Regions from separate parts of the Homo sapiens genome. Here region 1 is linked to region 2. The links are chromatin loops, found by intact Hi-C in ENCODE. Cell type or tissue: MCF 10A. All regions are shown on one strand. Links, peaks and the distances in the headings refer to the core of each region. The heading gives the core; the rest is flanking DNA.

Region 1 (11,424 bases), core at 2,132-10,131, 110 kb after region 2:
TGATGGGAGCATCTTTTGTTCCAACGAGGTGACTCTTGGGGGACTTCTGGACAGGGCTGGTCACCAGAAAGACCAAGCCCTGATTAGAAGCTTGGCGTTTTCAGCCCTAGGGCCATCCTCCAGGGAGGAAAGAGGAACTTGAGATTGAGTTAATAATCAACCACACCTACACAATGAAGCCTCCATAAACATCCCTGAGGGCCCGGCACAGTGGCTCACACCCGTAATCCCAGCACTTTGGGAGGCCGAAGCGGGTGCATCACCTGTGGTCAGGAGTTCAAGACCAGCCTGGCCAACATGGTGAAACCCCATCTCTACTAAAAATACAAAAATTAGCCCAGTGTGGTGGCGCATGCCTGTAATCCCAGCTACTCAGGAGGCTGAAGCAGGAGAATTGCTTGAACTCGGGAGGTGGAGGTTGCCACGAGCTGAGATCGCGCCATTGCACTCCAGCCTGGCGACAGAGTGAGACTCCATCTTGAAAAACAACAAAAAACAAACAAAAAAAACACATCCCTAAGGCACGAGGGTTAGAGCTTTTGGGTTGGTGAGCACCAACTCCAGGGGGACAGAAGCTCCTGCCCTTGGGACGATTCCGGGCCTTGCTCTATGTACTTTTAAAAATCTGGCTGTGATCTGTGTCCATTATCATACTCTTTATCAGAGGATAAACTAGTAAATCTAAGCTTCTCTGAGTTCTGTGAACCATAATAGCAAATTATTGAACTTGAGGATGGAATGGTGGGAACCCGCATTTTATGGCCAAGTTACACAGAACTATGGGTAAGGGCCAGACGCAGTGGCTCACACCTATAATCTCAGCACTTTGGAAGGCTGAGGTGGGCAGATTACTTGAGTCCAGGAGTTCAAGAGCAGCCTGGGCAACAATGGTGAAACTCCATCTCTACAAAAAATACAAAAATGTGCTAGGCATGGTGGCACATGCCTACAGTCCCAGCTGCTTGGGCAGCTGAGGCAGAAGAATCACTTGAACCCAGGAGGTAAAGGTTGCAGTGAGCCAAGTCGTGCCACAGCACCGCAGCCTGAGTGACAGAGTGAGACTCTATCTTCAAAATTTTTTTTTTTTTAAAAAAAAGGCTGGGCACGGTGGCTCATGCCTATAATCCCAGCACTTTGGGAGGCCGAGGTGGGGAGATCACAAGGTCAAGAGTACGAGACCAGCCTGGCCAACATGGTGAAACCCTGTCTCTACTAAAAATACAAAAATTAGCCGGGCATGGTGGCGCGCGCCTATAGTCCCGGCTACTTAGGAGGCTGAGGCAAGAGAATTGCTTGAACCCAGGAGGCAGAGGTTGCAGTGAGCCGAGAGTGTGCCACTGCACTCCAGACTGTGCACTCCAGACAGAGTAAGACTCTGTCTCAAAAAGAAACAAACAAACAAACAAAGCGAAGTAAGGGTAAGCTGGGACCCACTACTTCCAGTTGACATCTGATGGGTTCCTTCTTAGCCTGATGGGCCACCAAGTCACCGGATGCCCTTAAGCATGTTGCTTCCTTTCTGCGGGCCTCAGTTTCCCCAGCAGCTACAGCAGAAGAGGTTAGAGCAGCTCTGAGCTTTCCCACCGTGGTCCACACAGCCCTGGGTCCTCAGTTCCGCCCATGCCAATCTGGCCCTTCAGAGCAGCTCTTGGTTCTGAATGTGCTGCTACATTCTATTTCCTTCAAAGCAGGTTTGGCATGGCAAGTTTGAAGACCACAGGCCTGGATTTCCAGGGTTCCCTGCAGCGTTGATTCTCTAGGCCTGCGTGACTTGGAGTCTGGCTGGAATTCAGCCAAGATGCCACAGCTATGTCACATAGGAGCCATGTCCTCTCGCCCAGTCTCCATCCACTCTGTGCCAGAGACTCAGGACTGAAACTGGAGCCTCAGCCCTGGCTGACAGTGGGCCTCTGTGTGCAGCGCAGCCCCTGGCCACCCCCAGGCCCGGGCTCTGTTTTATATACAAACACCCATGGTGGGTCATAGGAAACCTGCAGGCCAATTTTGTCTTTCCAATAACAATGCACTTTTTTTCTTAAAGGCATCGATGCACATTCTTAGGTTTGTGAGGCAAATAGAGGCCATAAGAAGAATCTGGAGGAGGTGGGAGACAACAGTCACCCCCTCTTAACTCCTGGGTCACACCCAACAGCTAGGCTTGGGGGAGCCAATCACCCTGCCAATCACCCTGCACCACCCCACACAGCAGCGCCTGGCACACCACAGTGTGAGCTCAGAATGACAATTGGTTTAAAAAAAAAAAGAATGAATAAATATGCAGGACCCCTAAAAATCAGCCCACTTTTGACCTTTTCTTTTCCTTCCTTCCTTCCTCCCTCCCTCCCTCCCTCCCTTCCTTTCTTCTCCTAAAAATCAGCCCACTTTGGACCTTTTCTTTCTTTAACCTTTCTTTCTTCCTTCTCTTTTTTTTTTTTTTTTTTTAAGAATTGATATGAGGTCTTGCTGTGTTGCCCAGGCTGGTTTTGAACTCCTGGCCTTCCAGCAATCCTCTTGCCTCAGCCTCCCAAAATGATACAATTACAGGCGTGAGCCACAGGGCCTGGCCGGTAAACTCCTTTCTTCAGCAACTTAATGAACCTCTCCTGGTTTAAATTTCCTGCTTCTGAAAGTAGTGCTGATACTGGTGTCTAAACAGGGCTATAGTGAGGATTGGTATCTACAGATTAAGGACAAAGCCTGGCACAGAGGGGACACCATAGGCGTCGGCAATTTCTTTTTTCACTTATTCCAGCTGGCTTTTATTTATTTATGTCTTAAATGTCATTGTGGCAGAGAAGGCTGGACCTATAGCTAGACCGCATTTCCCAACCACCCAACCAGGCTGTTGGGTACGACCTGTGACTGCGCTGCCCAAGGTCATCCAAGCAGAAGTGAGGGCGCCATTTCCAAGCTGGTCCCCAAAACCTCTCCTCCCAGGGTCCCCATTGTCCCTTCCTCTGGCAGGAGCAAAGGCTCTAAGGCCCTAGAAAATGGCAGAACGGGCCAGGCGCGGTGGCTTATGCCTTTAATCACAGCACTTTGGGAGGCCAAGGCGGGCGGATCACGAGGTCAGGAGATCGAGACCATCCTGGCTAACATGGTGAAACCCCATCTCTACTAAAAATACAAAAAATTAGCCGGGCATGGTGGCAGGCGCCTGTAGTTCCAGCTACTCGGGAGGCTGAGGCAGGAGATGGCATGAACCCGGGAGGCGGAGCTTGCAGTGAGCCGAGATGGCGCCACTGCACTCCAGCCAGGGTGACAGAGAAAAATTCCGTCTCAAAAAAAAAAAAAAAACCACACAAAAATGGCAGAACCACTAGATGGAAGGAACCTGGGTCCCTGAATGACCATGTGGGAGGCGGCCCTGGGCGCCCACATGGGCCTGAGATGTGAAGGGGAGATAAACCTTTATTATGTTAAGCCATGGGCGTTTGGGGCTTGTTTTTGCAGTGGCCAATATTACTTACCTAATATGGCCAAGATATGAGAATATTGTATTTTAATTCAATCTTCTCAGGATATTTCCAACTTAATATCTGTTTCTAAAAATGCTTACCTTAGCGGTGTTATTCTATGTTCTTGGGAGTCTTCTTTTTAATGTCATCTTCTTTTGAATACTTTACAGACAGTGTAGTCGGTCTTCAGACCCAGTTCAAACTCTTAAGTCACTAGCAACAAATAAAACAGTACCCACAACACTACTTAGAACACATGGTCTGCCCAAGGCCCTCATGGCCCCTTCCTAAAGTCAAAGTCAGATTAATTTCAAAACAGAGACACCCCTCCCTTCTGGGGCGTGCAGGAGCAGCGTGCTTTGAAACAGACAAGTCAGCCAGAGCTGGCGGCTCAAGAGTCAGGCTGAAGCCAAAGGGATGCTGGCAGAACACCTCACAGCAGGGAGGACAGGGTTTGCCTCTACTCCCTCCGTTACTCCTCAGCTGGGAGCTCTTACAGCCCCAAGGAAAAAGCAGAGTTCTCCCTGAAGGTCATTTCCAGGAGTCTAGTCCTGCGGACAGTGGCTTTCCACAGAATGACAGTAGCCATAAGGGGGACTTCTAGGCCAGAAAAGCTCCAAGCAGCCTGACCAATACACCTTCAATATCTGTTCATTTAGAATATATACATATATTTATTCATCTTCATTTGTCTGAAGTAGGTATGACTAGTCCCCCCTACCTTTTTTTTTTTTTTTTTGAGATGGAGTTTAGCTCTTGTTGCCCAGGCTGGAGTGCAGTGGCACGATCTTGACTCACCGCAACCTTCGCTTCCCGGGTTCAAGTGATTCTCCTGCCTCAGCCTCCCAAGTAGCTGGGATTAGAGGCATGCGCCACCACACCTGGCTAATTTTGTATTTTTAGTAGAGATGGAGTTTCTCCATGTTGGTCAGGCTGGTCCTAGTCCCCATTTTTTTTAAAAAAAGAGACTTTAGGGAGATTAAATGGCAAACAGTCGGCCAGATGCAGTGGCTCACAGCTGTAATCCCAGCACCTTGGGAGGCCAAGGCAGGTGGATTGCTTGAGACCAGCTTGGGCAACATAGTGAAACTTTGTCTCTACCAAAAATACAAAAAAAAAAAAAAATAGCCGGGTGTGGTGGCACACACTTGTAGTCCCAGCTACTTGAGAGGCTGAGGTAGGAAGATCACCTGAGCCCAGGGAGGTTGAGGCTGCAGTGAGCTGAAATCACATCACTGCATTTTAGCCTGGGTGACAGAGTGAGACCCTGTCTCAAAAAAAAAAAAAGAAAAAGAAAAAAGAAAACAGCCTATGGGGGTCAGAGCCAGGGTCTCCCTGCTAGATCAGCTGGAACTCTGAGTCCACTTTCTCTTCAAGAGGGAAAGAATGAATGAAAGGGACAGATGAAGGAGGAAGGTGGAAGGAGGTGAAGCACAGAACTGGCCTCCCAAGTCCATCCACAATAGAGGGGCAGGGACGGTCAGCAGAAGGTGCTGGAGAGGGGTGAGCACCTCACCTGAGAGGAGGTGGCCTGAGTATTGGGGCAGAACCCTGGAGCCCAGCAGCCCACGGCAGCCCAGAGGAAGAGCTGCATCTGCAGGTACCCGGGGACAGGCTTCCTTTCCTAGGGCCCACATTCCAGAGGGCAGCAGCAGGGCCAGCAGAGGGGACAGTTGCAGCTGTGGGGAAGATGCCCATGCAGGGACTGTAAACGAGTTGGGGCTCAGGATCCCCTGGCTGGGGCTGGGCTGTGAGCTGAAGACTTAAACCAAGCCAGCCCCCTGGCCGCATATCCCACCCCTCCCCGTCCCAGAGAGGCAAGCGGGCGCAGCACTGGGAAGGAGGAGGCGGTTCTAGCTCACCCCTTTCCACAGGCCCCAAGGGCACAGCTGGGTCAGGGCTGAGGTGGAGAGGGGACAAGCATGGTATGTAGCTTGTCTCAAAGGCACGCTTCCCCATGGGCAGGAAGAACTGCCGGGAGGGGCATCTCCCAAGCTACCTAGATATCCTGGCATCCGCCTTCCCAGCCAGGAGCAGCACCTTATCCGGATGCATTTGCTCCCCAGCATCAGCCTCCCCGCAGCCACATGGGACGGTGGCACAGTCTTTGGAGCTGACGGACCTGGGTCAGAAGCCTGACTTTGCCCCCTGACTAGCTGTGTGTCCCTGAAGAAGCTGCCCAGATTCTCTGAGCCTCAGTCTCCTCACAGGCAAAGCAGAGACTTTAACAACTGCCTGAAAAGGTGCTGTGAGTGCAGATGAGATAATAGGGAGGAAAAACTTTTCCTGTGTCCTCTTATGTTCAGTGACTAGGGGCCTGCGAATTAAACTGACAAAAGATAGATTCGCTAGAGAAAAAAGATGGATTTTTATTCTCATACCTATGAGGGAGTTTCACAGAAAAATGTGACTCAGTTCAAGGCTGCAGCGAGCTATGATCCACCGCACTACAGCCTGGGTGACAAAGTGAGAAACTGTCTCAAAAAAAAAAAAAAGAAAAAGAAGAAGAAGATAAAGGAAAAAGAAAAAAAAGAAAGAAATGTTAAAAATAAAAAATAAAAAAAAAGAAAAGAGAAAAAAGGAGAAAAGGATAAAACAAGTATAAATAAAAAGAAAAATGTGGCCAGGCGTGGTGGCTCACACCTGTAATCCCAGCACTTTGAGAGGCCGAGGTGGATAGATCACCTGAGGCCAGGCGTTCACAACCATCCTGGCCAATATGACGAAAGCCCATCTCTACTAAAAATACAAAAATTAGCTGGACGCAGTGGCGGGTGCCTGTAATCCCAGCTACTTGGGAGGCTGAGGCAGGAGAATTGCTTGAGATGGAGGTTGCAGTGAGCCGAGATGGTGCCACTGCACTCCAGCCTGGGTGACAGAGTGAGACTCTGTCTCAAAAAAGAAAAGAAAAGAAAAATGCAACTCAAGGAGGTGGTTATAATTTGGGACTTATATACCATGTTAATAGGGGAAGAGGGAAGAGAAGGACCATTTTACTTTTAGGAAAGATAAATGGCCCCTAGGAGAACAGATGGCAGCTAGGACAGTTTTGCAACTATGTCTGTTCTGGTGATTTCTTATCTTGGTGCCAGTGCTGACTTCTTGAATTCTTGTATTTGGTGATAGGAGTCCATCTCTCTGGTTTTGAAAGTTCCAGGGAAAGGATTTCTGGCAGCTGAATTCTTTTGGGAGCCTCTGCTTTTAGGCAGATTAAGGGGAATAAAAAAATAAAAAAATAAAAAAATAAACCAGAAAACCCTCTTCAGTGTGGTACATCCTGGATCCCTTCAGACAAGGCACGGGCAATACCTGGCTGGGGGAGCCCCTCACAGGCCTCCTCCTGCCGGCCCACACCACATCCCTGTGCCCATGTTTGTCCTCTTCCCAATCCCTACTGCCCCATCCGAACTCACTGTCCTCTGTCCCCATTCTCTCTGTGCTAAGGTGACACGTCACCATATAGCAGCTTGCCCCCTGCCGGCACAGGCTCCCTTCACCGCTGCTTTCAGGTCCCAGTCCCTCGTTTGCCCAGCACCTCTTGCTATCTCTTACTCATTCAACAAACACTCCTAGCAGGCTTCTCCCTGCCAGGCCCTGGGCTGGATTCCAGAGTGGCAGCGATCAGGCAGACCAAACTCTGTCTCTAGGAGCTCCTCCCAGTGGGAGAGGCGGACAGAAAGATGGACAGTTACAGCCTAGGCACAGGAGCCCATGGGAGCTCAGAGGAAGAGCCCAGAGGAAGAGTAAGGCCCAGCAAGTTCTGTGAGCTGTTGGTGCCAGGAAAGAGCTGGGCCTGCCCCTGATACTCAAAAAGCATATGTGAACAAAGGGAATGGAGGGAGAGGAGGAGAAAGAAGGGATGACAGGAGGAAGGGAGGGAAGTTGGTCGATTTTCCTCATCCACCTTTCTCCTCTCTGGACTAGTGTTTGGGGCCAGCTCCTCCCCCACTCCAATGTCAACCTCTGGGCTTATCAGATATTTCAATAGCTGCTCTGGCCTGATAAGCCCTCTCCAGATAACCCCTTTCTCTTGTAATTGAGTTTAAATATTGTTCCACCCAATCAAGGCAGGTTAATATTCAACCCAACCTAGCTCTGGAAGCCTCCTGGCCACCAGATTCTTCCCTGGGCGAGGCAACCTGGGGCTGAGCAGGGCTGGAGCAAGCAGGGCGTGCAGTCTTCCCCCAAAGCATGTTTATCAGAGGGTTTGGGAATGGGGGGCGGGAGGGGACTGTCTAGACCTGGGTCCGCCCCTGGTGGGTCCAAGGAACAGTGTCCAAGCCAAGCCTAAGGGCCTGCGCTTCCTGGCTGGAGGACCAGGGGAAAGCCAGCTTTGTTCCAGCAGAGGCTCAGCTGGGAGAACCTGCCCAGACACCCTTCCCTTGAGGATTCTGCTTTGCACCTTAGAGTGTCCTCAGGCTGCCAGGATCCTCCAGAGCCATATGGCTGATTTCCTCCTCTCACCCACAGGAGTGATTCCCTCAGGCTCCTCAGGGTTTGGTCCTCGTGAGTCAGCCTCCCAGGGCCTATCCTGTCTGACACACTCCAGGTGGAATCTTCAGCCTACCCGGTAGAGGCCCAAACAGTGCATGCACCTGCTTCCCACTGGTGACTTTCACGGGTCTTCCATGTGGACAGCCCCAGTCAGCGATGTGGGAGCCGCCACAGCCCAGGACTTCCAGAAGCAGAAGCGCTGAGTGTGGCTACTCACCTGACCCAGGGCAGAGAGTGGGGTCGAGAGCCAGTGGCATCCACACCTGTACCCGGGAGGCCCCTCTGGTTCCGTGTGTGTGTGTGTGTCTGTGTGCATGTGTGTGTGTGTGTCTGTTGGGGGGTGGGAGGGTCATCAACAGGTTTCACTACTCAAATCATCTTCCCCTACAGGGAGGCGCAGAGGATCCCATAGCTACCAGCCAGCTGTCAGGCTCTGGGTCACCTTTGTGTCATTGGACCCTAACATTCTCTAGTCCCCCTCTGTCCCACCCCACCCGAGTGAGTCACTATCCCTCTTGGAGGTTCCTCCCCAGAAAGAGAGGGCAGGTGCCTCCAGGCCAGCAGCAACAGCCCCCGGGGGAACCTGTTAGGAATGCACATTCTCAGACCCGCACCCCACCACTGAATGGGAGACTGCGGGCGGGGAACCCCCGCAGTGCAGTGCAGGTGGCTTTCCGGCCCTCCTGAAGATTCCGATGCACTGGGACACCACCCAGCCACTACAAGCCATGAATAAAAGCCTCCTGCCTCTCACCGCTTTAATATGTGCCGGGGCCATTCCAAGCTCTTGAAGTAAATTCAGCTCATTTACTCGTTATAATCGTCCTGCGAGGCAGGCACGAGTATTAGTCCTCGTGGACTAATTTTACGGATGAGGCAAGCAAAACAGAAAAGTTAGGCGACCTTGGGCAAGGTCACACAGCCGGAGGCTGAATGAGAAGCTAGGCAGTTCTCCGCTACATCAGGGGCTCCCGAAGTGTGGTCCCTGGACAAACGGTGTTAGCATCACCTGGGGACTTCTTAGAAATACAAATTCCCAGGCCCCCGATCAGACCCACCGAGCCGAGGGCCCAGCCATCTTTAGAACAAGCCCTCCAGTTTCAGAACCACAGTGCTGCACCCCGCTGCCTGAAGAGACATCCTGGGAAATAGCCGGAAAGCCTCACGCCCGCATCATGGCTGGGGGGGAGGGGGGTGGTTTGCTGGAAATAGACCACGTTGCAGGGCGGCTGCCGGCTCCTGCCCACCGGGAGGCCGAGGACAGCGACCCGAGCCGCACCTGCGCTGGGGCCTGCCGAGCTCTCGCAGTTTGAATGGAAAGGAAGAAGCCTTTGCTGTGGGCCCATGCTGCTCTGGGCCTCGGCTGCTGCGAGGTGCTGCCGAGTTCACACCATCCCACTCTTGTGTCCTAGCTCACCTCTAGTTTCTCTGTTGGGGCAGAGGCTGTGCAGGCGGATGGGGCAGCCAGCAGCCATACCAGAAGGAAAGACGGTGGTACAGGGGAACTCTTGGGCCCTGAGCTTGCCAGGCTCCCTAGTTCCACTCTGAGCTCTTGAACCCAATCCCGTTGCTATTGACTGAATGCTTGTGTTCCCTCCCCCGCTTCCGATGTTGAAGCCTAACCTCCAAGGTGATGGTACATGCAGGTGGGGCCTTTGGGAGGTATGAGGCCATGAGGGTGGAGCCCGCATGAATGGGGTTAATGCCCTTGTAAAAGAGGCCCTAGGGAGCTTGTTTGCCCCTTCCTAGGAGGCAGGCCCTCTCCAGCCTCTGGATCTGCCAGCGCCTTGACCTTGGACACCTCACCTTCAGAACGGACAGAAATACCTTTCTGTTGTTTATAAGCCACCTAGTTTACTTATGGCATTCTGTTACAGCAGCTCGCATGGGCTAAGACAGCCATCACGTACCCTCTCAGCCTAAGGACCTGCCACGCTGTTTCCCACTGCACTTAGAACACAGACCGGACCCTCCTGCTCCCATATGGTCTGCAACGCCCTGTGTCAGGAGAGTCAAAGCATAGGGCACAGCCCACCAGCAGGCCAGAAGGTCAGCTCCACAGGTCAAGATCTGCATTCCTCAAGAAAAAATGACATGGACTAGTCCAAGTATTGTTTTGTGAAACTCATTAATATGCGCGTGTGTACTGGGAACACTGAAAACTCTGAGGATCATTCCGTTATCTGGCCCGATCCCCTCCTCCTCTGACCTCCCCTGGCATCATCCTCCTTCAGCAACAATGCCCTTCTTCAGGATCCTGGAACACCCAGCCGTTTCCCAGCTCAGAGGCCCTGCCAGTGCTGTTCCACATTTCCCCAGGAGCCTCGTCCTGTGCCCGGCCTTTTGCTCCCTGTCTCGTGTACATGGTCTCATTTCAGCCCCACAAACTTGCAAGGCAGGTGGTATTTCTATTTCACAGATGAGAATAGGAATCGGGGAGGTTAAGTAGCCTGCTCAAAATCATACGGACCCAGGATTCCAACCCAAGGCCTTGAAGGCCCTCCCACTGTGCACACCCTCTGCTCCTCTCACAGGGACGTGCAGGCAACTTGAGAGGAGAGGGGGGCTTTACCAGTGCGGGGTGGGAGGAGCGCCATCCGTGGGGCTTGGAAGTCTGGGGAGATCACGGGCAGCAGGCATGGCGGAGCCACAGCTCTGGGCGCCATGGGCACACATGATCAGAATGGACGCTGGAGACAGAAGAGCTTGGGAAAGTTGTGGTCAGGGTAGGAAGGTTTCAGAGCAGGGTAGGGGGCTGGTAGGGAGGCCTGTGGGTGGCTCATGGGCTACAGCCCTGGTCCTGGTAAGAGATAAGAGACTGGGGTGGCAGCGCTGCAAACGTGCTGACCAGCATTCAGCCAGCCCACCCACTGATCAAACTTCAAACACCTGAAGCCTCCAGTTACAATGGCTATTATTAAAAAACAAAGACAAAAAAAAAAAACCCAGGAAAATAATAGGTGTTGGCAAGGAGTAATTGGAACCGTTGTGCACTGTTGGAGGGAATGTAAAATGGTGCAGCCCCTGTGGAAAATAGGATGGTAGTTCCTCAAAAAATTAAACATGGAATTGACCCAGCAATCCCACTTTTGAGCATTACCCAAAAGAACTGAAAGCAGGGACATGAAGAGCTGTTTGGTCACACCTATGTGCATAGCAGCATCATTCACAATAGCTAAACATGGAAGCAACCAAAATGTCCACTGAAGGATGAGTGGATAAACAAAATGTGGGCTATCCATACAACAGTATTATTCATCCTTAAAAAGGAAGGAGAGTCTGGCCGGTGTCTCACGTCCATAATCCCAACACTTTGGGAGGCCGAGGAGGGCAGATCACCTGAGGTCAGGACTTCGAGACCAACCTGGCCAACATGGCGAAACACAATTTCTACTAAAAATACAAAATCTAGCTGGGCATGGCTACAAAAATACAAAATACAAAAATACAAAAATGGGCATGGCTACAAAAA
Region 2 (11,424 bases), core at 2,170-10,169:
TGCAGTCAGGAGTCCTCCACCCCCTTGACAGAAGCCTGGAGCCTGAAGCCCGGGCAGAGCCGTGCAGACAGCCCTGCCGAGAAGGCAGGTGGGGCAGAGACTGGGGAAGGACGTGTTGGCGGTCCTGCCAGATGCTGCGGTGAGGCCTGAGTGAGGAGGCACCTCCAGGAAGCCACTGGAGCGCGTCCCTGCAGGCGCAGGCTCTGGCCCAGAGTGGGACACGGTGGGCACCTCCCCTGCCCCAGAACTGCCTCTGAGTCAGCCCACTTGGCAATACCCAGGGAGGCCTCTGCAGCAGGCATGGAGATGGGCCCTGGGTGCATACGGCAGGGTCATTGCTCATAAGAAGTTTACATGCAGGAAAAAGTAGAGGACAGAACGAATCAGTTGGTTAGAAAGCAGCGATCAAATAGAGGGTCCAGACAGCCAGTGAACTGACAGTAAGAAGAATCACTGCTCCATCTTCATCATGCGCCGTGTGCCAGACAGTGTGACCAGTGGAAGGTATCCAAGTTCCCCGCGGCGAATCCGTACAGGTCTGCCGCAACCTCAATTCTTGCCTCCTCAGAAGAAAGAAGTCAACTGAGGGGCACGAGACAGAAAAAGAGACTGAGGCAAGTTTCAAAGCAGGAGTGGAAGTTTACTTTAAAATACTTTAGAGGCCAGGTGCAGTGGCTCACGCCTGTAATCCCAGCACTTTGGGAGGCCGAGTCAGGTGGATCGCCTGAGGTCAGGAGTGTGAAACCGGCCTGGCCAACATGGTGAAACCCTGCCTCTACTGAAAAAATACAAAAACTAGCTACGTGTGGAGGCGAGTGCCTGTAATCCCAGTTAATCGGGAAGCTGAGGCAGGAGAATCATTTGCACGTGGGAGGTGGAGTTGCAGTGAGCCGAGATTGCACCATTACAATCCAGCCTGGGCAACAAGAGAGTAACTCCGTCTCAAAAAAAAAAAAAAAAAAAGGCTTTAGAGCAGGAGAGAAAAGAAAGTGCGCTTGGAAGAGACTCAAGCAGGCACCGAGGTCAAGTGCAACTTTTAACCTTGACCCTAGAACTTTATAGACTGGCCCCTTTCCCATGATTCTTCCCTTAGGGTGGGCTGCCTGCATGCACAGTGCCCTCCTTTCCCTTGGGAGGTGTACGCATGCCTATCTGAGGCTTTCTTCCCTCTTCCGGTGGCGTGCCCCCGGAAGCTCATACTCTGCCATTTTGTCTCTTAATGTGCATGCCTGGGAAGTTGCCTCCAGAGCCTCTACATTTAATTAATGCTTTAGTGCAACAGGTGTGGACCATCAGGAAATGGCCTCTCCCTGGCACCGGCTGCCAATTTGTCAGTTTTAGAGAGGCAATGTGATCATCGTGGAACGATTACCCGACATTCCTGGGGGGTGGGGAGAGCCCTCTCCTGCCCCGCTCATGCCTGTCTAACTACCTGTAACAGCAGTGCATCGCGCACGCCTCGCTTTTGCCCTCATTATATCCTGATCGTAGCCCTCTGAGGAGGAAGCTGGGTGGGGAGAGGCAGAGAGAAGGGGGAAGGACCAGGAGATCGCAGTGGCCACACGTGAGCAGTGCTGCCAAGAGACCAAGAGGGCCAACTGCAGTGTCTGCAAGGGCACTGGTGTCCCCGTTAATCCTCCATGACCAGCCTCAAAGTCGGGGTAGGCAAGTCCAGGTGGAGGAATCTCACTAACAATGGCATGGGGTCTACAAAGTTCTCAAGGGTGAAGAGGGCCAGAGCACTTCCCATTCAAAAATGCTGCACCAGGCCAGGCACAGTGGCTCACGCCTGGAATCTCAGTACTTTGGGAGGCTGAGGCAGGCAGATCCCTCTAGCCCAGGAGTTCAACACCAGCCTGGGCAACATGACAAGACCCTGTCTTTACAAAAATATATATATACAAAAATCAGCTGGGTGTGGTGGCACATGCCTGTAGTCCCAGCTACTCGGGAGGTTGAGGTGGGAGGATCGCTTGAGCCTGGGAGGTCGAGGCTGCAGTGAGCTGCAAGTGTGCCACTGTACTCCAGCCTGGGTGACAGAGTGAGACCCTGTCTCAAAACAAAACAAAACAAAGCAACAAACAAAAAAGCTGCACCATAGCTAGAGGACGGGAGGATGAGCAAAAGACAAGTAAACACCACATCAGAAGAGGAACCTCCCAGTGACCCCTGGGAAACAGAGTAAAGGAGAAATCAGATACATAGTAGTTCATATTTAAAACCAGGAAAGATAACATGGCTCCTTAGGGGAGGAGGCTTAAAGTAGATATGAAAGAGATTGGAGCAGAGATATAAGATTACATCCCAAAGAGGGGGAAGGTGAGCGAGAAGAGCTCAGGAAAGGAAAAGAAGAGAGGGGCTGGGGGAATGGCTCATGCCTGCAATCCCAGTACTTGGGAGGCCAGAGGCAGGAGGACTGCTTGAGGCCAGGAGTTGAAAACCAGCCTGGACAACATAGACCCCATCTCTTTAAAAAAAAAAAAAAAAGGCTGCTGATCATAGGATGCACACCTGTGGTGGCAGCTACTCAAGAGGCTGAGGTGGGAGGATGGCTTGAGCCTGAGAGCTCGAGGCTGCAGTGAGCTATAATTGTGTCACTGCACTCCAGCCTGGGGTAGAGTGAATACCCTTTCTCTTTTTTTTTTTTTTTTAATTTAACCAAAGAAGTGAATCAAAATGAAGAACTCTAGAATAGAGAAGCTTGACAAAATACTATAGTCTGGTGGTGACTCACACATGTAATCCCACCACTTTGGGAGGCTGAGACAGGTGGATCACTTGAGCCTAGGAGTTTGAGACCAGCCTGGACAACACGGCGAAACCACGTCTCTACCAAAAATGCAAAAATCAGCTGGGCATGGTGGTGCGCCTGTAGTCCCAGCTGCTAGGGAGGCTGAGGTGAGAGGATCCATTAAGCCCAGGGAGGTCAAGGCTGTAGTGAGCCACTGCACTCCAGCCTGGTGACAGAGACTCTGTCTCAAAACAAAGCAAAACAAAAGCCAACCAAATAAAAAAAGCAAAAAAACTCCTGTGATATGTAGTAAATAATTTCACCTTGTCCAAAAAGAGGTCTGGCTTTTGCTTTCAGCTTGTGGGAGGGAATCCCTAAGCTCTAAGACTATCAGGCCTGATAGGAGTGTCTTTGTTTGCTGTGGGTCACATTGAATAGCTAACAATGTGATTGCGGGTAGGGACTGGTCAAACCGGAAAGTCCAACAATGTAAGGTGGTGGCTTTGAGTCACTCCCAGAGGGGCTGCAGGCTAGAGATGGAGACCAGCCTGTGCACCATCTGCCATGCTTACTCAATGAGGCCCAAGAAAAACTCTGGACACTGAGGCTCATGTGAGCCTCCCTGGTTGCCAGCACTCCTATGTTCTGCTACACATGGATGCTGGGAACAGGAGGCTGACCCAACAGGGAGGACCACAGCAGCTGTGCATGGGGTAGTCCCCAGACACCCCCTGTGGGCATCCTCCCTTGGCTGATGCTCATCTGCACCCAGAAGTATAAGATGAGTCTTGCTGGGTGTGGCGGCTCACACCTGTAATCCCAGCACTTTGGGAAGCTGAGGTGGGTGGATCGTGAGGTCAGGAGTTCGAGACCAGCCTGGCCAATATGGTGAAACCCTGTCTCTACTAAAAATACAAAAATTAGCTGGGTGTGGTGGCATGCACCTGTAGTCCCAGCTACTTGGGAGGCTGAGGCAGAAGAATCACTTGAACCCAGGAGGCAGAGAGGTTACAGTGAGCCGAGATCGCACCACTGCACTCTAGCCTGGGTGACAGAGCGAGACTCCATCTCAAAAAAAAAAAAAAAAAGGATGAGTCTAACAGCTTCCAGTTAGCTCTGTGAGTCTTTCTAGCAAGTTATCAAAACTGAGAGTGGTTGGGGGAACTAGTCTTTCCAACTTTGCAATTGGTATCAGAAGAGGTGGTCTTGGGAACCCCTAAAACTTGTAATTGGTGTTGGAAGTGAGCACGGTTTTCTGTGTGGGCTGTGTTCCCTCCAACTTCACAGTTGGTTAAACTCTTCACATGTGGCAAACATCTGAATATTTAAATATAAAATTAGGACTTCCACTTCTAGGCTAGATGTTCTGGGGAAAAAATAAACTCCACTACAAATACCTAGACCTGTTGATTGAAACTAAACAAACATCTTTTAAATGACTACCTGATTGTATAAGAAAGTAAGGAAACTCACAAAGGCCAAAACCGAAGAAGAGGCTGAAACCAGAATGAGAAATGACCCCTGATGCTGTGGGCTGCCCTAGAAGCACCTGGAAATATCTGAAACCTATAGTCACTGGTTTTAACAGCCATACAAAAGAGAGAAGGCAGGGCCCTGGGCCCATGCAGGCAAGATGGAGTGTCAGGACTTAGACTCTTGGAAAAGCTAGAATCCTTGAAGAGCTAACTCTTGGTAAAAAGGTGACATAGAAAAAGAAGCTAACAAGAAAGTGTGTCTATCCTGGCTTCAGCTTTGGGTTAAAAAAAGAGAAAGAGAGAAGGAGGAGGAGGAGGAGAAGGGGGAAGAGAAGGAAGAGGAAAAAGAAGAGAGATATTTCACTCTTCCTTCCCCCTGAAAATGTAAAGGCCATCCTCACGTGGATTTCGGGTCTGGATTTACACTCCCTGAAGAATATCCAAGCTGAGAAATATTTTAATATGTTTCCAAGATGGAAACAAGCACTCCAGGCCTCCTGACAGATCTCTCCAGAGGACTAACCCTCAGCCTAGGCCTGTCAGGATTCCCACAGACTGAGATCTGCAAAACATGAGTTCACCATAAAAATTGAGCCTGCACAAGAGAAACAATCCATCATGAGCAAGTGTCAGCAGGAGCAGCAGATGTCAGAATTAGACCACCAAAGATGTCACATTATGGGATTATCAGGAACAGGATTCAAAGTCATGTTTTCAATGTTTATGGGAGTAAAAGGGGAAATTAAACACACATGCAGGGAACATAAAAGTATCCAAGATGACCTAACAGATTTGACACCAAATACATCTCAAAATGAAATATATAATTATTAAACTTTTTTAAAGTAAAAAATGGCATAAACATCAGATTAGGCACATTTGCAAAGGAATTCATAAATTGAAAAAAAAAAGTTGAGAGAATCATCCATAAATGTAGCTCAGAAAGATAAAGAGATGGGAAATGAGTCAGAATTCCTCTCCTGCCCTTCTGGAGAAGAGCCGTGAGCTGGATCATGTCCCGCAGGCAGATATGGATGGAAGAACAGACACTGAGCTGGAGGAGGCAAGAGTGCTCCCTCTGCCCAAATGATGCCTCCCTCTGCCCAGCCCGTATCCTTGAGAGGGAATAGGGGATAATGGGGTTGGGGTGGGGGGCACAAGGCTGTTCTCTGGGATTTCAATATCATGCTTCCCCTTAAAATTCTCAGAATGGGCCAGGCACAGTGGCTCACACCTGTAATCTCAGCACTTTCAGAGGCCAAGTTGGGCGGATCACGAGGTCAGGAGTTTGAGACAAGCCTGACCAACATGGTGAAACCCCGTCTCTACTAAAAATACAAAAATAAGCAGGGGGTGGTGGCGCGTGCCTATAATCTCAGCTACTCAGGAGGCTGAGACAGGAGAATCGCTTGAACCCGGGAGGTAGAGGTTGCAGTGAGCCGAGATCGCACCACTGCACTCCAGCCTGGGCGACAGAGCAAGACTCCGTCTAAAAAAAAAAAAAAAATTCTCAGAACGTCCATCAGCCAGGAATTTTCCTCACCCTAAGCCTTTTGGGAAGAGATTCTGTTTCCAGTTTGTTCCCTGTGGGCAAAGCCTTTCCCCCTCTTGGATTCATCTGTGCAATAGCTGGATCTCTAAGGCCACTGCCAACTCTAATATTCTATTCTGTTATGACATCCTGCGGTGACAGGTACGATATGTGCCCCACTGACTCACCTCTATACTCAGGGCAAGTCAGAGATCCCGGGATGCTTAGGAAGAGCCCTGCCTGTCCAAAACACAGTTTCAGTGCACAGCCTGAAACTCCACAATTACAGAGTCATTTATCTGGAGGTAAACATCATCCTAATTAGATTCCAAATTGTTTTTTTCTCAGAGGGGCTGGGTAAAGGATAAAATTAAAGTCATCATCAGTCACAACACCTCCATGTGAGTTATTTTAACAGTCTTTTCAAAAACAAAGTCACAGCATGCGAGATGGATTTGACAGGAGGAGCAGAGGGGAAATGTGGTAGGTCAGTCACACCCCCAGGGACTGGGCCCTAGTCCCGAGCGTAGGAGAGGCGGAGCTGGAAGGTGAACCTTCCACAGCCTCGACCGTCCGTCCTCCCTCCAGCCTCTCCACAATTCAACACCTGCTGGCCAGCAGGCGGCAGTGCACGGACGAAAATGCGCATCTCTGCTGGATTTCCCAGGAGCTCCTGGAGTTCAAATGGCTTCTTTTTCTGGTAGCCTCAGTGCTCAGTGTGGAGAGGCAGGCTGCAGACAGCAGGGACAGTGGGATGTGGGATGCACTGCCCAAGCCTTTGTAAGTCCGACCCTGGTGGTGGCCCCAGAAGCCAGGCTGCTGGACTGGGAGGGCTGCCTGGAAGATGGGGCACCTTCAAGGCTTGTCCTGCCTGACTAAGGGTGAGGGGACATTTGAGGATGAAATGAGACGTCTGGAAGTGTCCCTAACCTTCCTGGGGCTGCCCCCCGTGAAGGTCAATGCTCGATGCGGGGGCTGGAGGGGGCAGACAGCTTCATGTGTCAGAGACCCTGGAGTGCAGGTGTAGCCCCTGAGCTCTGTCTGGGCACAGTGGCATGCTCATTGAGTGGAGAGGTGGCGTGGGTCCAGCTCAGCCTGGGGAACCAGTCTGAGGCCGGGTGACAGAGCCCTTCACTCTCTAAGCCTTGCTTCTCAGACCTGTTGAATGGCTGTGAGCACTCCCGGGGGGCTGATCCCCAGCCACTGTACTCTGCAGAGGTGAGCTTGAAATTCAGAGGGGCAAGGCTGCATGCATCCCATTCCAGAGTCCTCCCATCCTATTTGAAGTCCTCTCATCCCTTCCTATTTGGGGGGCTTGTTAATGCTTCCAGGGTGCTGCAGGGCAATGGGTAGCCTGGCTCTGTACCAACACACGCAACAGCGCCCTGACTCAATGCCCCTTCCCTTGCCTTCATCTGGCCCAGGTAACCCTCTTGGGCGAGGGAGAAAAGTGAGCTGCTCAAAGAAGATACTTCCATCAGATACAGGCAAGCAGACACTTTCTATTTCTGCAGGAATGGGACTCCATCGATTCAGGAAGCCCACAGAGGCCAAGCCCACGGACTGCACATGCAACCCTCTGACTCCATCGCAGGGGTGAGGGACGTGCTCCCCCACATTGCCTTCCTATGGATTCCCCATGCCCACCCTGCTGCAAGGAATGATGCGGCAACACTGTGATCTACCGCAGTGTCTGCCAAACTCTCAGCTCACGGGGATCTCTGGGCGCTTGTTAACATTCACATTCTCATTCCAGGGGAGAGCTGGGAACCAGTGTCTGGCAAGCACCCTACATGACTCTTACACTTAGGTCAGTTTGGGGCCATGTCCACCTAGAAGATGAAGGAAGAGAGGGAGCCTAGAGCCGTGAGGATTTTATTTCCACATAACCTAACCAGAGGCTGCCAATGGAGACTCAGAGCCAGCCCAGGAAGGAAGGAGGTAGGTCTTGGTGGACAACGAGCCAGTCTCAGTCCCACAGCCCCTGCCTGAACGGGCACGCTCTCTCCCTGCCTCTTCCCACGACCTGAGAGACCAAGCTTGCCAAGCTCCAAGGACTCTGATGGGCCCTATGGTCAGGTTGCTTGCCTGAGGCCTTTTTTCCTAACCCACAGGGTGATTGTGGTAGGAAGAATAATGGCCCCCAAAGCTATCCCTGTCAGAATCCCTAGGTCCTGGCATATGTTACTTTGCAGGGCAAAAGGGACTTTGCAGGTGTGATTAGATTAAGGACCTGGGGATGGGGGGGTTATCCTGGATTGTTCAAGTGGGCCCAATCTAATCACAAGAGTCCTTATAAGAGGGAGGCAGGAGGGTCAGAGAAGGAGTTGAGGACATCACGCTGCTGGATTTGAAGATGGAGGAAGGAGCTGTGAGCCAAGGGATATGGCCTTTCTTGCCCCCTAGAAGCCGGCACAGCCAGAGCCAAGGAAATGCATTGTCCCCCAGAGCCTTCAGGAGGAACCAGCTCTGCCAACACCTTTGTTAGGGAAGCAGAAGCATAGGAGAGCCAGAGTGCCACCATTTTAAAATCAACTCCATCTTGGCTGGGTGCAGTGGCTCACGCCTGTAATCCCAGCACTTTGGGAGGCTGGGGTGGGTGGATCATTTGAGGTCAGGAGTTCAAGACCAGCCTGGTCAACATGGTGAAACTCCCTCCCTACTAAAAGTACAAAAATTAGTCGGGTGGTGGTGGCGTGCGCCTGTAATCCCAGCTACTCTGGAGGCTGAGGCGGGAAAATCGCTTGAGCCTGGGAGATGGAGGTTGCAGTGAGCCGAGATTGCGCCACTGCTCTCCAGTTGGGGCGACAGAGTGAGACCCTGTCTCAAAAATAAATACATATAAATAAAATCAACTCCATGTTAAAACTAGCAAGGCACATTCCTTGCCAGCCACTACCCATGGTCCTAAGATGTTTACATTTAAGGAAGCAGTTTGGTAATGCCTGTAAGGACACACTCCTCCAACAACAGAAAGTCCAGATGTCCCAATACCCTTAACAGTATAGGTTTTCAAAATAATTATAATTATGCTCTCATGTGCTGATGTAGGAACATGTCAAGGATAGCTTCCTTTAAATCAGTAGAGTAATAAACGTCATGCTGTCAGCCCACTGGCAGTTAGGCACAGCTTTGGTTTAGTCTTTACAGAGACAAGATCCCTATATAAGAAAAACTTAAAGCAAAGATGGTGCGTGCCTCTGCTTGCTTCCTGAGGGCACTCTACTTTGTAATGGAGCAGTTTCTAATAAACTTGCTTCTTTCCCTGCACTTTTCCACTCACCTTGAATTCCTTTCCTGCACAAAATCCAGGAACCCTCTCTTGGGGTCTGGATGGAGACCCCTTTTTCCAGTAACACCTTGATTTCATCCCATTCAGACTTCTGACCCAAAGAACTGTACGATAATAAATGTGTGTGGTTTAAAGCTAGTGAGTTGGTGGTGATGTGTCAAATCAACAACCGGAAACTCATATGGTGACTTGGTTGGAAAAAGTTGCTCTCGTTATCGTCCCTGCCGAGTATGTGAACACTGGGAGGCAGCAACAATAGCAGCCGCTTAGAAGCCACAGGTCCCCCTAGCTCACACCCTTCTCCCTGTGTGACTTCAAGCAAGTCCTTCTCCTCTCTGAACCTCCATTTCCCCATCTGTAAAATGGAGATGGTCACTGCATCCACATGACACCCTGTGTCTGGGAATTAAGTGGTTTGCCCAGAGAACTTCTTTCACCTGAAACTCATTTTTCACCCACCTGAGACCCAAAGTGCCCTGAAGAGAGACATAAGGAAGACAGGGCTTCCTAAGACCTCAGACCCAGCACACAGCCTCGGTCCCAACCTTGCCCAGGGGTGCACTAGGGGCATGTTGATGGAGCTGCCCTTGGATTTCCTACTGTGGCAGCCCATCTGCAGGATCATCACATCTGCCACCCACATCCTGGTGGTCCAGCGTTCGCTCTCGGGGAACAGTGGATCACAGCATCAAACCGTGGTTTCATGGAGCCATGGTTTCCAACATTAACCCGGTGCCTCCATTGCACACGATGTTCTGGGAATCATTTACATTTTTTCCTTGTTCCAGAGCTAAGAAACCTCTGAATGGAGAGGAAGGTGACTCTATTCAGAGGCTTTCTGGGCTGGGAGCAGGATGGCATTGTCAGGGAGGTTCAGTCCTTTGGTTATAAGACGGCCTCTGGAGAGGAGGGCATGGGCGGAGGCTGGGAGAGGGGCTGGGGACAGGCTGGCAGACAGGCCCCACTGCATCCTTTCAGAGGGCCTACTACCCTCTCTGGGGAGCCTGCCGTCTAAGACACACCATTTATAATCGGATAGAACAGTAGTGCACCTCTGAAGTCAGGCCGATCAGGGCGCAAACCCTGTTGGTGTCACCTAGCAGCTGGATGGTGTCAGGCGAGTGGCTTAAACTCTCTGAGCCTCCACTTTCTCAGTTGCAATTTTGTATAAATACACACAAGTCCCTCTGTTTCCTGTTCCAAAAAGAACTGGAAATTGAGACCTGCCCTCCATGAAAGGGCTTCTGATCTCAGAGGGAGGTTTGTGCAAGGTAGCAGGGACCGCTCTCTGAGGGATGGCTCCAGCCAGGCGGCTCCCTGTTCCGTCTGCAGGTGAGGCTGGCTGGGGGCAGCATCCCTGCAGCACTGAGGCCAGGACATCTCGCAGCTCCTCCCTGGCTCCTGGTGCCCTCTGCTGGCATCATCAGGAAAGAAGAAGGCAGGTTGGCAGTTCAGGGTCAAAGGAGAGTTCCTGAGGCTTGACATGGCCAGCTCTTTTCCCCTGGGACAGAAGCCTGCGATAGACAATTGGGGTAAGAAATAGGGACTGAGACTCCAACAGCACACACAACATCCTTCCCTGCCAAAGCAGGAATCCTGCCCTCTCCCTACAGCCACCCATTCAGCCTGCCCTGACATCTCTCCAAATCTACAGATTCTTAACCTGGTTTCTAGAAATATGCATACTGGGAGTAGGGTGTGGAAAGGGTGGGGTGAGCCCCTTCCCTCCCTCCAATCTCACTGTCCCAAAATCACTAGGCCGAGTCCATGGGTGTGACCAAGTATTGGGATGCTGCTCTTGGGGGAGGCTATTGCTCAGAGGGAAGTGATTTGAAAATCAAATTGGTGAGGCCAGAACATTCCATTCTTCAGCTAAGCAGTTTCCAACCAGGGCATGCAAATGAGCCATCTGAGGCATAAAAGCCCTGGAGGGTTGGTCTGAGGGCCCTTGGCAGGGGCACTGTCCTAACACTTGCTAGTTGTCACCAGAAGTGAAGCTAGCCAGGCCTCTTCTGCTCAGCCGGAAGGGAGCAAGTGTTTATGGAGCACTGGCTGTGTGCTCAGCACCTTCCTGTGTATTATGTCAGTTACTCTTGCTGACCAGCCTGTGACTGAGGTATTCATAGCTCTGTTTTGTCGATGAGTAAATGAGGCTCAGGGAGGTTAAGTTAATGGTCCAAGTTTCCGCAGTCTGGGTCAAGTGTAGGACATCTGACTCTGACTAGCATCCTTCAGCTCCCCACGCGTGTCCATCACCCTACCCTGCCTCTGTCCCTCTCAGCATCATCCTGCTATCTCAACACCACACTGCCCTCCCTTTCCAACAACACCGGGCTCTCCTTTCTCTCTCTCTCCCTCTTTCTCTTCTCTCTTCTCTCTCGTTGTCTGTCTCTGT

Evidence for each region. Hi-C counts contacts between places; a loop is a spot of excess contacts. Peaks named below come from ENCODE experiments on the same cell type or tissue, not always from the same donor. Only the 100,000 strongest peaks of a DNase experiment are listed, where the experiment ranks them.
Region 1: a loop joins it to region 2, with 4 times the contacts of the local background. A loop is called at or near these places in 2 of 110 quality-filtered maps.

Annotation. Positions count from the first base shown.
Region 1 is chr2:121,203,919-121,215,342 of GRCh38, forward strand. No RefSeq gene overlaps it. Among named protein-coding and RNA genes, the nearest start is that of TFCP2L1, 76 kb to the right of the region's middle. RefSeq lists an enhancer at 10,583-11,083. In MCF 10A, for the core only: no CTCF peak of the experiment used is centred there; DNase peaks (open chromatin) are centred at 7,063 and 7,943.
Region 2 is chr2:121,089,104-121,100,527 of GRCh38, forward strand. No RefSeq gene overlaps it. Among named protein-coding and RNA genes, the nearest start is that of TFCP2L1, 190 kb to the right of the region's middle. In MCF 10A, for the core only: a CTCF peak has its summit at 6,367 (motif pointing right); a DNase peak (open chromatin) is centred at 6,358.